3 separate regions of the Homo sapiens genome follow, and regions 2 and 3 are each linked to region 1. Evidence: chromatin contacts called from ENCODE Hi-C data. All regions are on one chromosome and are shown on one strand. The core of a region is the stretch at or near the end of the contact, and the rest is flanking DNA. Distances in the headings are between cores, read along the strand shown. Region 1 holds the start of BAG2 (BAG cochaperone 2). Region 2 holds the start of EFHC1 (EF-hand domain containing 1). Region 3 holds the start of GCLC (glutamate-cysteine ligase catalytic subunit).

Region 1 (3,462 bases), core at 476-2,975:
ATTCTGAGTGGAACCCCAGAACCTGGTGTAGGGCTTAATAATCCAAGAAATTATTTTGAGTGGAGAATCTCTCACTCTCTGGCTCTTTTCTCCCAATAGTAACAATAATAATGCCTCACTTGTTAAGAGATACCGTGGTTATTGAAGTATTTTCTCAGCAAACAGATACTTCATGTTTGGGTGTATTAATGTAGGAAGATAAAGACACACATGCAGTGTTTCCTAAACTTTTTGGCTCACATGCTTCTTTGCTCATGCACAACCTAGACAAAACTATGTAACCAACTCCTGTGTACAGTTTCACGGAATTGCAGGTGCCTAACAAGATTTTCTTTTAACTACACCTGCTCACAAAATTTACACAGTAACTTGAGACAAACGTTCACAGGAAGTAGATAAAACTTTTCAATACACCGTTAAAGTCTTTCCAAAAATCTATTAACATTAAATTGTTTAGAAATTCTATACAAGTCTACTACTGTATTACCAAATAAATTCTTAAGCAAGAAAAGGGGAAAACTATCTTTTCATGCTTTCAGGCCAGTAACTAGCACTTAGTCTTCTATGTAGGGAGGTGCCCAATAAATACCGAGAGACGAACGGAACCGCTGAATCCCGTCCGCGAGGTTAGGGGAGAAACAGAAGCGGCAACGTCTCTGCTGCACGAAGCACCCGGTAACTTACTGCCTACCCCTCACTCCTGTCTAATCTTTGCTCTCAATGGATTGCTGGGTTGGTTTTGTTTTATTCATTTTTGTTCTGAAGCAAGGAAACTTAACTTCACGTGGAGGGCCACTGTAAACTGCTGCCTCCCTTAAAAAATGCATAACGAGAAGAGTAAGTTAAAACGTTTGGGGCCACACAGAAGGTTCTAGAAGTTCTGCAGACCCAAGCTGCCACAGTCCTTAATCGCATGGAATCTCACTGTAACTTTTATCTCCTCTGATTTTTTTCCGCTCCCTAACACCTAGGTAAATTAATCAAAGTGTGGCCACCGATAACGCCCTCACAGGTTTAGCTTAAATCGAATGCGTTTTCTCTCGGACTAGGGGAGATAATCCAAGAAACAAACAAAACTACACCACGTCCATCCACAACAAATCTCAACAAGCAACTTCGGTTGCCGCAGCCTCACTGTGCCCCAGGCCCCGGCCCGCCACACGCGGCCTCCGTCCGCTAACCGCCCGCGAACCGCCCGCGCGGCGAGCAGAACGCCCGAGACCGCCCGCCCGGAGCTCACCTGAGCTCCAGCTGGTCCAGGCTCTCCAGCAGGCGGCTGGAGCGGTCAGCCATGGAGGAGGAGCGGCAGAAGCGCCCCTCGTTGGCTTTAGCGTTGATCTTCGCCTGAGCCATCTAAGCCTCCGACGCGGGGTAGCCAAGAGGTCACCGGCCCCTCCGGCGGCAGCGAGTGGAGCGCTCCTTGGGCTGCAGGCGTCGCCGTCACCACGCGGGCGCCCGCCCTCCCTCTGACGCCCGCGGGGGCAACCCGGGAGGACTCGCCGACACCGCGGCTGCAGCGTAGCCAAAGAAGGGCAGGCGCGGCGCCCGCGGGGCTCGGGGACGCCGGGCCTGGGAGGGGGCTGCAGCGGCTGGAGTTAGAGGTTCGCGAGCCACACGGGCTCGAGGATGGGCCGACAGGGGCTCGGGCCTGGGGAGCGCAAGTCTCTGAGGCACGGGAGGGGCGGACGCAGAGACCGAGCGCCTAATGTGGCTAGCGGATCGTCTGCTCCCCGGACCCAGGAACTACCCGAAGCCCGCGCGGACCCACAGACCACCCCCAGCTCCGCCCCGCGAGGCCCCGCCTCTTCATGCAACCTAAAAGTAACCAACTCCCCCCACGCGAAGGTTCCTATCGGTCGACGGGCTGTGGGTGTATTGCTCAGTGACGGCTTCGTTTAGTTTCTCCCAGCACCCATAATTCAAAGCAAGAACAACGACATTATGGGGAGAAAACGTCCTTTTGTGAAACAGAAGGCAGTAAGTACAGCTCGTAGGCAGCCCACACTCACCTGACCTTCCTGTTACCACTTTATACTGAGATGAGAGTAATGAAAGCCCGGACAACACTGAAGCTATGAAGTAAAAAAGAAAAAGCTACTCCATCTTTCCCTGTCTAGCTAGATGTGGGAAGCAAAGTGAATTTACTTCATTTTTACCATTCTAATTTTCTTTTGTTTTTGAGATGGGGTCTAACTGTCGCCCACGTTGGAGTGTAGTGGCGCGATCACGACTTACTGCAGCCTCGACCTCCCGGGTTCAAGCGGTCCTCCCACCTCAGCCTCCCAAAGTGCTGGGATTACAGATGTGAACCACCACGCCTGGCTTAATGAAGGGGTTTTAAATTTTTGCTATTAAAATTATTCCTGTTGAGCGAGCCGAGATCTCGCCACTGCACTCCAGCCTGGGCGATAGAGCGAGACCTTGTCTCAAAAAAATAAATAAATAAATAAATATTCTGAGTGAAATAATTGGCATTAAAAAGTCCTCAACTTTTAAAAATCCTGTTAACAAAAAAGATGCAGTAGGCCTCTAGGTCAGGCACCAGCTGTCGGTAAAAGACGGAATAGAGCTGAGGATACAAAGATTAGTCTACTTAAAAAGTTAGGCTTTAGTCCCCTCTCCTGATAGCTCTATGCCTCTCATTGCAAGGATGACAATGTACAGGGCACAGAAAATGATAGATAATAATAGTTTAAAGCTGAGCCACCACCTTTAATCAGAGATCAAAGCCATTTAAATACTTGAACAGAGTTGAAGCCCTTAAGGCTGGATCCCAATTCCCTCTGAACTCATTTTAAATCCTAATTAACTCTTGGGGTAGGGGATTATTTGACCTTATTAAAAATAACTTTATCATGACACAAACGAAAACAAAACACATTTTGTGAGTGGTTTGAAAGTCTATCAAGTGACTTTAGAATCATCCTGAACTCTTTTTCTCTCTTATCCTAGATCCACACCATTAGTAAACCCCATCAATTTTGCCTTCAGAATATATCCAGATTCTTCCCAATTCTACCGCCACCATTCTGGTTCAAGCTACCTGGTGAGTTTGCACCTGGAATACTACAATACCTTCCTCTCTGGTCTCCCTGCTTCTACTCTTGCCTCTCATGTACATGTTATCTCAGTGCAGCAACTACAGCAATCCTAAATAAGGCAGATCATACCATTTATTCTCAGAAACCTTCACTGGCTCCTTACCTCAAAGTAAAAGCCCAGGTCATTAGAAAAACCTCAGTAAGTTCATTTCCTATTACTCTCCTAGCTCATCCTGTCAGCCATACTAGTCTTCTTGCTTTTCCTTGAATATACTAAGCTCCTGTCTGGACCTTAACCTCCTCCACCTGGAACTCTCTTCCCGATATGTATTTTCATCCTCATTCCCTCACCTTCTTCAGGTCTTTGCTCAAGTTTACCTATCAGTGAGATCTTTTCTGACAACCCTATTAAAAATAGCAA
Region 2 (3,462 bases), core at 645-3,144, 4.8 Mb after region 1:
TTCAGCCATAACTCACAGACACCCCAGGCAAGGCAACCTCGGCCCTTTCCACCCCTCTTGTCCATTATGGTTCACCTTCTGTGTGTCTTTTTTTAAAATCGTTTTCCCACTCCCCTTTAAAAATTTTTTAACTTCTTATCTGCATGTCTTTAGAATTACATTAATACATATTCAGTCCTTCACTGCTGAAGATATACTGACGATGCTTTTCAAATTTCAAATAGGGCAAATTGGTTGACACTTGGCCAGTGTATTTAAAATCTGAAATATGTCCAATGCACAGTTCTTCTTACTTGTAATACAGCAATATGTTTTTAGAGCTTTGCACTTCCATCCACACCTCTGTAATTCCCTGTATCAACTCAGCCCTGTCTATACTCACCAACACCAAAAGCTTAAGCTCATCCTGTATAGGGCAGGCAAGTGCCTACAACATTTTCTAAATTACATAAAACTGAAAAGTCCACTGAAACTAAAAATCTATGATGTTGTGTCTTAATGCAGGGATAATTACAGAGATTCAGAATACAAATTCTCTCACCAAACTTTCGATTTCATTCTAAATTGATTCTTCCAAAGAAAATAAATTGACAAAATATTTTAACTTTGTGAAGCTGGAGAGGAAGGCAAGAGTTTAAAGTATTAAACTATATAAACATAAACTACTGTTAGCTCATCTATGATGATCAGTCTACTGAATCTCATTATTGATTTTTCAGCACATACATTTCAGTAGCCCTGTCAGAATTAAAACAAACCAAATAATTTTAAGAGCTAAACTGTGGCAAGAGTTTAAAAAAAAAAAAGAATCCAAGCTGCTGCTACTTTTTAAAAAATTTTGTCTAGAAAATGCAAATAAAAACACAAGGTTGGGGAAGGAGCAAAACAAAATCTAAACAGGAATCTTTTTACAAAAACGTTAGAATAAAAAGAACAGGGCCGGGGAAGAATAAACAGCAACTAATCAATTCTTGAGGGAACTGGAAAGGAATATCTCTTACAAAGCAGGGAAAGATGCTTTGGGAGGAAGGTGAGCAAGTTTTGGGGAAAACCCGCAACGGAGAAAGAAAGGAATGGGGAGAGGATGGGACTAAATTGTGGAAAATGTAGAAGATGGAGAAAAAAGAATGGGGTTGGATGCAAGCATAAAGAAGAAAGGAAAAAGACCTGGCGGAAAGAAGAGGAGCGGAATCGATATACATACAAAACAGGAAATGGAGCTGGGAGTGGGAGATACTACCGGGTACAGGATTCAGAAGAGGAAGAGGTGGGGCGGGAATGACGGACCTGTGGGAATGAGGTTGAAGGTGCATAGTGGCGGGGGGTTTTAAGGGCGGCGATGGACGGAGACAGGTTATGATGTGAGAGAACGAGCTAGGGAGAGGGCCCAGAGATAGGTTGGGAGTAGGGTGGGGGAAACAGTGATCTAAAGGGACAAGAGGCAGGGGCTTGGAGGAGCAGGGCCGTAAGAAAGAACGCGGCTAACGGGATGAGAATGAAGGCGCCAACACACTGCCAAGATGGAGTGGGAAAAAACTAGAGAGGGATGAGGCGGAGGGCAAAGGATCGGAGAGAGGGGATGAGGATGGCTAGGGAAGAACGGCAGAAGTTCGGCCCAGAATAAAGAACAGGGTCAGGACAGAAGACGTGTTTGGAGAGAAGACAGACTTGAGTGGAGGGGAATGGAGGTGCACTGAGCGGGGAAACCTCCTGGGCTGCTGGAAGGTGGGGACAGGTGGGAGTCTGGCAGATAACTGCTCACCGTAGAGTCCTTAAAGGACGTGCCCGGAAGAAAGGGCAAGCCATGCACGGGATTGGACACCATTGCAGCCGGTACCACCGCCGCCACCTAGGTCCTGCTTCGTCCTCTCCGGTTGCCCAGGCGACAAGCAGTGTTCGCGGGCACCTCCAGGATCCATGGTAACGCTAAACATCCGGAACTCCCACGAGCGGAAGGCGGGGCCAGGAGGCGCAGGCATCACAGGAGGTTTGCGCGTGCGCCATCCGCAGGACTCCGCGTTCTCGCGGTAAGTGGGCCGCGGCCTTGGAGCGCGGCTAGTGGGCGTGGTTGTGTCGGCCCCTCCTCTTCCGCTTCGCCCCGCCCCGCTCCCGGAGGATGAGACGTGGGAGCTGTTGGGTGGCGCGGGGAAAGGCGGGTGTAGCGAGGCGGTAGTTCTCGCTGTGAGATCCGGGGTCCGAGCAGGCCCTTAGATGAGTTGCAGAGAGGGACGTTCCTTCTCTCCTTCCACCTAGTCCTGGCGGACCTCACTGCGCCCCGCCAACGCTGTGAGCTCAGGCACTCTTTTCTCCCCCCTCTGCCCCATTTCACACAGAAGTGTAAATGGTCGGTCCAGTTGGCAGTGCTACTAAACTAGACCCATGCTTCTTGTAGGCAGGGGCCGAGGATTACCCATGATTGTGTTTCTGTTGCTCAGGGATGGTCAATGAACTAATGCAATCATCTCATCCTTAATTCTCCCACTGCCACATTGTATTTTTCCCCTTTTAACTCTTTTTTAAAATCAATCTTTCTCTTTCTTTCTTTCCTTTCTTTCTTTCCTTTCTTTTCTTTTTCCTTCCTTCCTTCCCTCCTTCCCTCCGTCCCTCCTTCCCTCCTTGCTTCCTTCCTTCCTTCCCTACTTCCCTCCTTCCGTAGAGATAGTGTCCCACTATGTTGCCCAAGCTGGTCTCGAATTCCTGGGGTCAAGCGATCCGCCCACCTCGCCTCCCAAAGTGCTGGGATTACAGGCATGAGCCACCGCGCCCAGCTCTCTTTATTCTACCATCAATCCCTTCGGTTAAACACCTTTGTTTTTGTAGGGAAAGCCTTGAATATGTGCTGCAGGGCAGGGTGCACTCTGATAGGTACTTGATTTTTGTTGACTGAAGAGCTGCAGGTTGAAGGGTGGTCACCTCAATCCCTCGTTTGTACCTGCAGCTGCAATGAAAAAGATCAGAACCACTAGGAGGAACACAGCTCCTTCAAAGAGAAAGACTAAGTCTTGGGAAAGAAGCAGATAAGTGAGGTGAAATATTGTCAGCATCATAGGTATAGCCTTTGATGCTTTTTACAAAACTTGCTTAAATTATTTTTTCTTAAAAGAAACATAATCCTATTCCTGAAACATTTTTTTTGGGGGGGGGGGGAGAAAGCTATCCATCATTGCTGAGGAGCTTAAAAATAAAAAGTAATCAAAACCCACGTGCCGAGAGATTTGGATTCATTAGGTCTGACATGGAGGCCAGGAATCTGATTTTTGTAACAGGCGTTTGTGACAAGCCAGTTTAGGAACATGATAGAGTAATAAGCCAGACACAGAAGGCATATCTCAGTGTCACAGGTAGTTTACTGCCAATACAGACAGCAGCTTTACTTTTATTGCTGCTTGTCAGAGCAAATCCCCCTGTTGGGTTTCACTAATTTGTGTGACGCTCAGGAGGCCCAGGACATGAATGCATTAA
Region 3 (3,462 bases), core at 637-3,136, 3.6 Mb after region 1:
TGATCTGTAATTACATTTCATAAAATTTACAGTCAAAAATGGATTCACATTTCCAACTTGTTTCAAATTTACTTAAAAGTTTTCCAGTAACTGAATGGAATATCAGTTTTTAAATTTACATTTAAATTGATTAAATTAAAATGAAAATTTGGTTTCTCGGTCATGTTAGCCACATTTCAAATGTACATTGGCCAATGTGGCTGATGGCTGTCGTGTTGAACAATGCAGGTCTATGAGAATGTCAGATGACATTATGAGAATAACCCAATGATCCTTGGATGTCTTACCTACATGGGAAACACTGTTTCTCCCCCTCTCCCACTACCTGCTTTTCACGGAGAAGCTAACATTTATTAAGCACACACTCTATACCAAGCACTTTTCTAGAATTAAAGGTACAAAAGGCATAAGTCATCTGTGCCCCAGAGGAATTCACTATTTAGTGTGGAGCTATCTTTAAAATGACTCTATCATTAATGTACGAATGCAACCAAAACACAGAGAGGAATAACTGTGACTCAAGAGATGAACATGAGTGTGTCAGATGGAGAATTTCAAGCAGGAAAAACAACAGAGTGCCAGAACCATATACAGATCTGGTGAGGTTGGTGGGAGGGCAAAGGAGGTTGTTGAAAAGGCTGTGGAAAAATTAGAATGTGGTTTGATTTCTATCCCACCTGTGTGATGAGGATGGAAACATCTTCTCCTGAGCTTCAAACATCCCTACCACACACAGACACACACACACAGACACACAGACACACACACACACCATTGTGGAAATCCCAGCCAGACCTTGGGTATTCATGCCCCCAAGCCCTGTGAGGGGCACATCCAATATGAAGGCTGTGGGAGAAGAGAATCCTGCTATCATGTACTCACTCATTTAGCAATTAATAAGTGCTTACTAAATGTTAACTCTGTAGTGCGAGGGAAGAGGGTATGATAAATACACACTTTCTGGGTAGGTACATGTATGATCTAGTTGCCTTCACTTTTCCCCTGACAGGTCATTGCTCTGTCAACACATATTTATTAAACAATCACTTGGGGGCACGGTACCTCCTTCCTCTCCTTTCCCTCCGAGATAAGGCCAACTCTAGGTGTTCCCACTATCTTCAACCCCACCCCACGGTAGGCTCACAAGAACGTCATTTTGATCACTTAAGGGATGAATTTTAGGTTTAGATGGAGGATAAACTTTTGGAGATGGTTCCTCATATGGTCTGTCTGGAGACTTTTTGCAATAAATGGTGTCCGTGCCATCCAGAGAACATAGGTCACCAGTTAATCAAGACAGTAGGGAATAATGATTTACACATGTTGACAAATTGATTCCTCTTAATAACCAGGTCAATTTTTTGGCCAACACTATACACATGTACACTATGCACATAATTACGACATCTATAAAAGATAGAATTAATCTAATTTTATGCAGATATGGGAAGAACTCGTCCCAAGTCTCACAGTCAGTAAGTGATGGAGCCTAGAGTTGAACTGTTTCACTTCACTACCATGTTAATACTTTTCTCAACACATTCTGCCGCTCTCACTCTAAGTGTGAGGCCCTGTCCAACTAAAACATAATATGGTGAGTTCGTCATTGATTCAAATAATCAACTTTCTTCCCGAATCCCAAGTTTATCTCTTCTGATTAGGAAAAAAAATGCATTTTGATATGTCGCGTTTGCGTAAAGCGAGGCCGACCGCACGCCCCCTTCTCGCGAGCTGCTCCCCTCAACTGCGACCCAATCACCCTTGCACACGCCTCCTGAGCCCCCGCGGTTCCCACCGGGCTTCAGGCCACGCCTCCGCCGCTGCACCGCCTCCTCTCCCCGCCTTCGCCCGTAGTCTATAAAACCTGGAGCGCAGGATCGCGCCCAGGAGCGGCGAGCTAGCGGACGCAAAGACTGGGCATGCTCCGCGGCGGCGCAGGTTTTGGTCACAAGTAGGAAGAAGCCAGTGCACCAGACCGGCAAAGAGAAGCGGGAGCCGCCGCGGCAGCGCGGCCGTGGGGTCCGCCGCCGCCGCATCGGAGCGGGAGGAGGAGCAGCGGGGAGGGCGAGGCCGCCGGGCCGAGAGCCGTCCCGCCTGCTCTCGGTCTTCTGCCTTCGCCTCCGCGCGGTGCGTCGGACCCAGGGTCTGTCACCTGGGCGCCAGGGGCCGCCGCCGGGGAGCCGGAGCGGGCAGGACCCTCCCTCCGCCGACTGCGGCCCGAGAGCGCCCCCGCGGGGTGGAGCGGCAGCCGCCTTCTGCGGGCGGCTGAGTGTCCGTCTCGCGCCCGGAGCGGGCGACCGCCGTCAGCCCGGAGGAGGAGGAGGAGGAGGAGGGGGCGGCCATGGGGCTGCTGTCCCAGGGCTCGCCGCTGAGCTGGGAGGAAACCAAGCGCCATGCCGACCACGTGCGGCGGCACGGGATCCTCCAGTTCCTGCACATCTACCACGCCGTCAAGGACCGGCACAAGGACGTTCTCAAGTGGGGCGATGAGGTGAGCGCCCGCGGTCCCCGTCCCCGCCGGGCACCCGTGTCTGGCCGCCCGCGCTGCCTTTGTCTTGCCCTACGCCCCCGGCCCTATCGCGGTCCGCGTTCTCCACTGCGCCCGGGGGTCCTCGAGCGCCTCCCGGCCCCGGGAGCATCGTCCCTGCTTTCGCCTAGTCCGCGTCCAGGGCCATCCTCCTGACTAGACTCCTTTCTTGTTCATTCATTCTTTTGGGTTTTCCCCTTCATTCCATAAACACGGATTGGGCGCTGGGAGGGCGTGAGCATGAAAAAGTGACATTAGGTGCTGCGAGTCTTCAACCTAGTGTATCTGCAGACCGGCAACTACCATGATCCACCTTACAGGCTCAAAATTCGCTTTTGCGGTCAATATGAAAGAGATTTAAGTTTTCCTAGTAGGCCTGCTGCTTTTAGAAATCAGGTCTTCAGGATGTCCACTTCTGCCCTACCTCATGCAGGTGTCTTTTCCTTAAACCTCTCCAACTTCTCATCTTCCCTCCCCTCCAAAACACACACACTTCATAGCTATAAATTGAAACCAGTAAATTACGGCTCAGTTTCCTACATGGGGGAGGAACCTTCCCTTTCCTGTTTAATTCTAAGTGGGAATGCATTTAGAGTTTCAACATTAGGATTTGCTTGTGTCTTTCCATGGCCTAGGTCCAGCAACTAAACTTTACAAACCAGTGTTCTGCCTAGAGATGAAATGTCTCTAGATTCTCAGTAGGTTGAACCATTGTTTATTGGAATGATCTGGAATGCAGCAATGTTAAAACTGTTGATTTAGTGTCATCTGCCAAAACTTTTTGTGCCTTCCCTTTCTGTTTTTGAAAATTACGTGTGTATGCAGTACACATTAAATGACTTCTTGAGAAGTCCATCTCTGTTTTTGTTTTTAGCTTTTGCCTTAGATGGCTTGCCACCTGTGTAAATTGTTTATCTTTTGGCCAGTGTTGTTAT

What was found. A loop is a pair of places that touch in the nucleus more often than their neighbours do. Pooled maps may share reads with other maps.
Region 2: a pooled map shows a loop between it and region 1 (5-fold over the local background). The contact joins the promoter of EFHC1 here to the promoter of BAG2 in region 1. A Hi-C loop is called at or near these places in 5 of 50 pooled maps.
Region 3: a loop to region 1 is called in a map of gastrocnemius medialis, with 8 times the contacts of the local background. The contact joins the promoter of GCLC here to the promoter of BAG2 in region 1. A Hi-C loop is called at or near these places in 1 of 168 maps with a recorded cell type or tissue (gastrocnemius medialis), 1 of 37 single-sample maps with no recorded cell type and 9 of 50 pooled maps.

What each region holds. Positions count from the first base shown.
Region 1 is chr6:57,170,589-57,174,050 of GRCh38, reverse strand. It overlaps BAG2 (BAG cochaperone 2), which reads right to left and starts at 1,725. Exons shown (of 3, transcript NM_004282.4): 1 at 1,241-1,725. The coding sequence starts at 1,353. It overlaps ZNF451-AS1 (ZNF451 regulatory antisense RNA 1), which reads left to right and starts at 1,838. Exons shown (of 4, transcript NR_110742.1): 1 at 1,838-1,977; 2 at 2,953-3,046. RefSeq lists an enhancer at 821-1,578 and silencers at 1,313-1,582, 1,633-1,712.
Region 2 is chr6:52,418,774-52,422,235 of GRCh38, reverse strand. EFHC1 (EF-hand domain containing 1) reads right to left here and starts at 1,894. Exons shown (of 11, transcript NM_018100.4): 1 at 1,763-1,894. The coding sequence starts at 1,825. It overlaps LOC124901331 (a long non-coding RNA gene), which reads left to right and starts at 1,255. Exons shown (of 2, transcript XR_007059611.1): 1 at 1,255-2,027. RefSeq lists an enhancer at 1,334-1,925.
Region 3 is chr6:53,543,525-53,546,986 of GRCh38, reverse strand. It overlaps GCLC (glutamate-cysteine ligase catalytic subunit), which reads left to right and starts at 1,886. Exons shown (of 16, transcript NM_001498.4): 1 at 1,886-2,491. The coding sequence starts at 2,342. RefSeq lists a silencer at 1,913-2,342 and enhancers at 2,563-2,622, 2,461-3,202.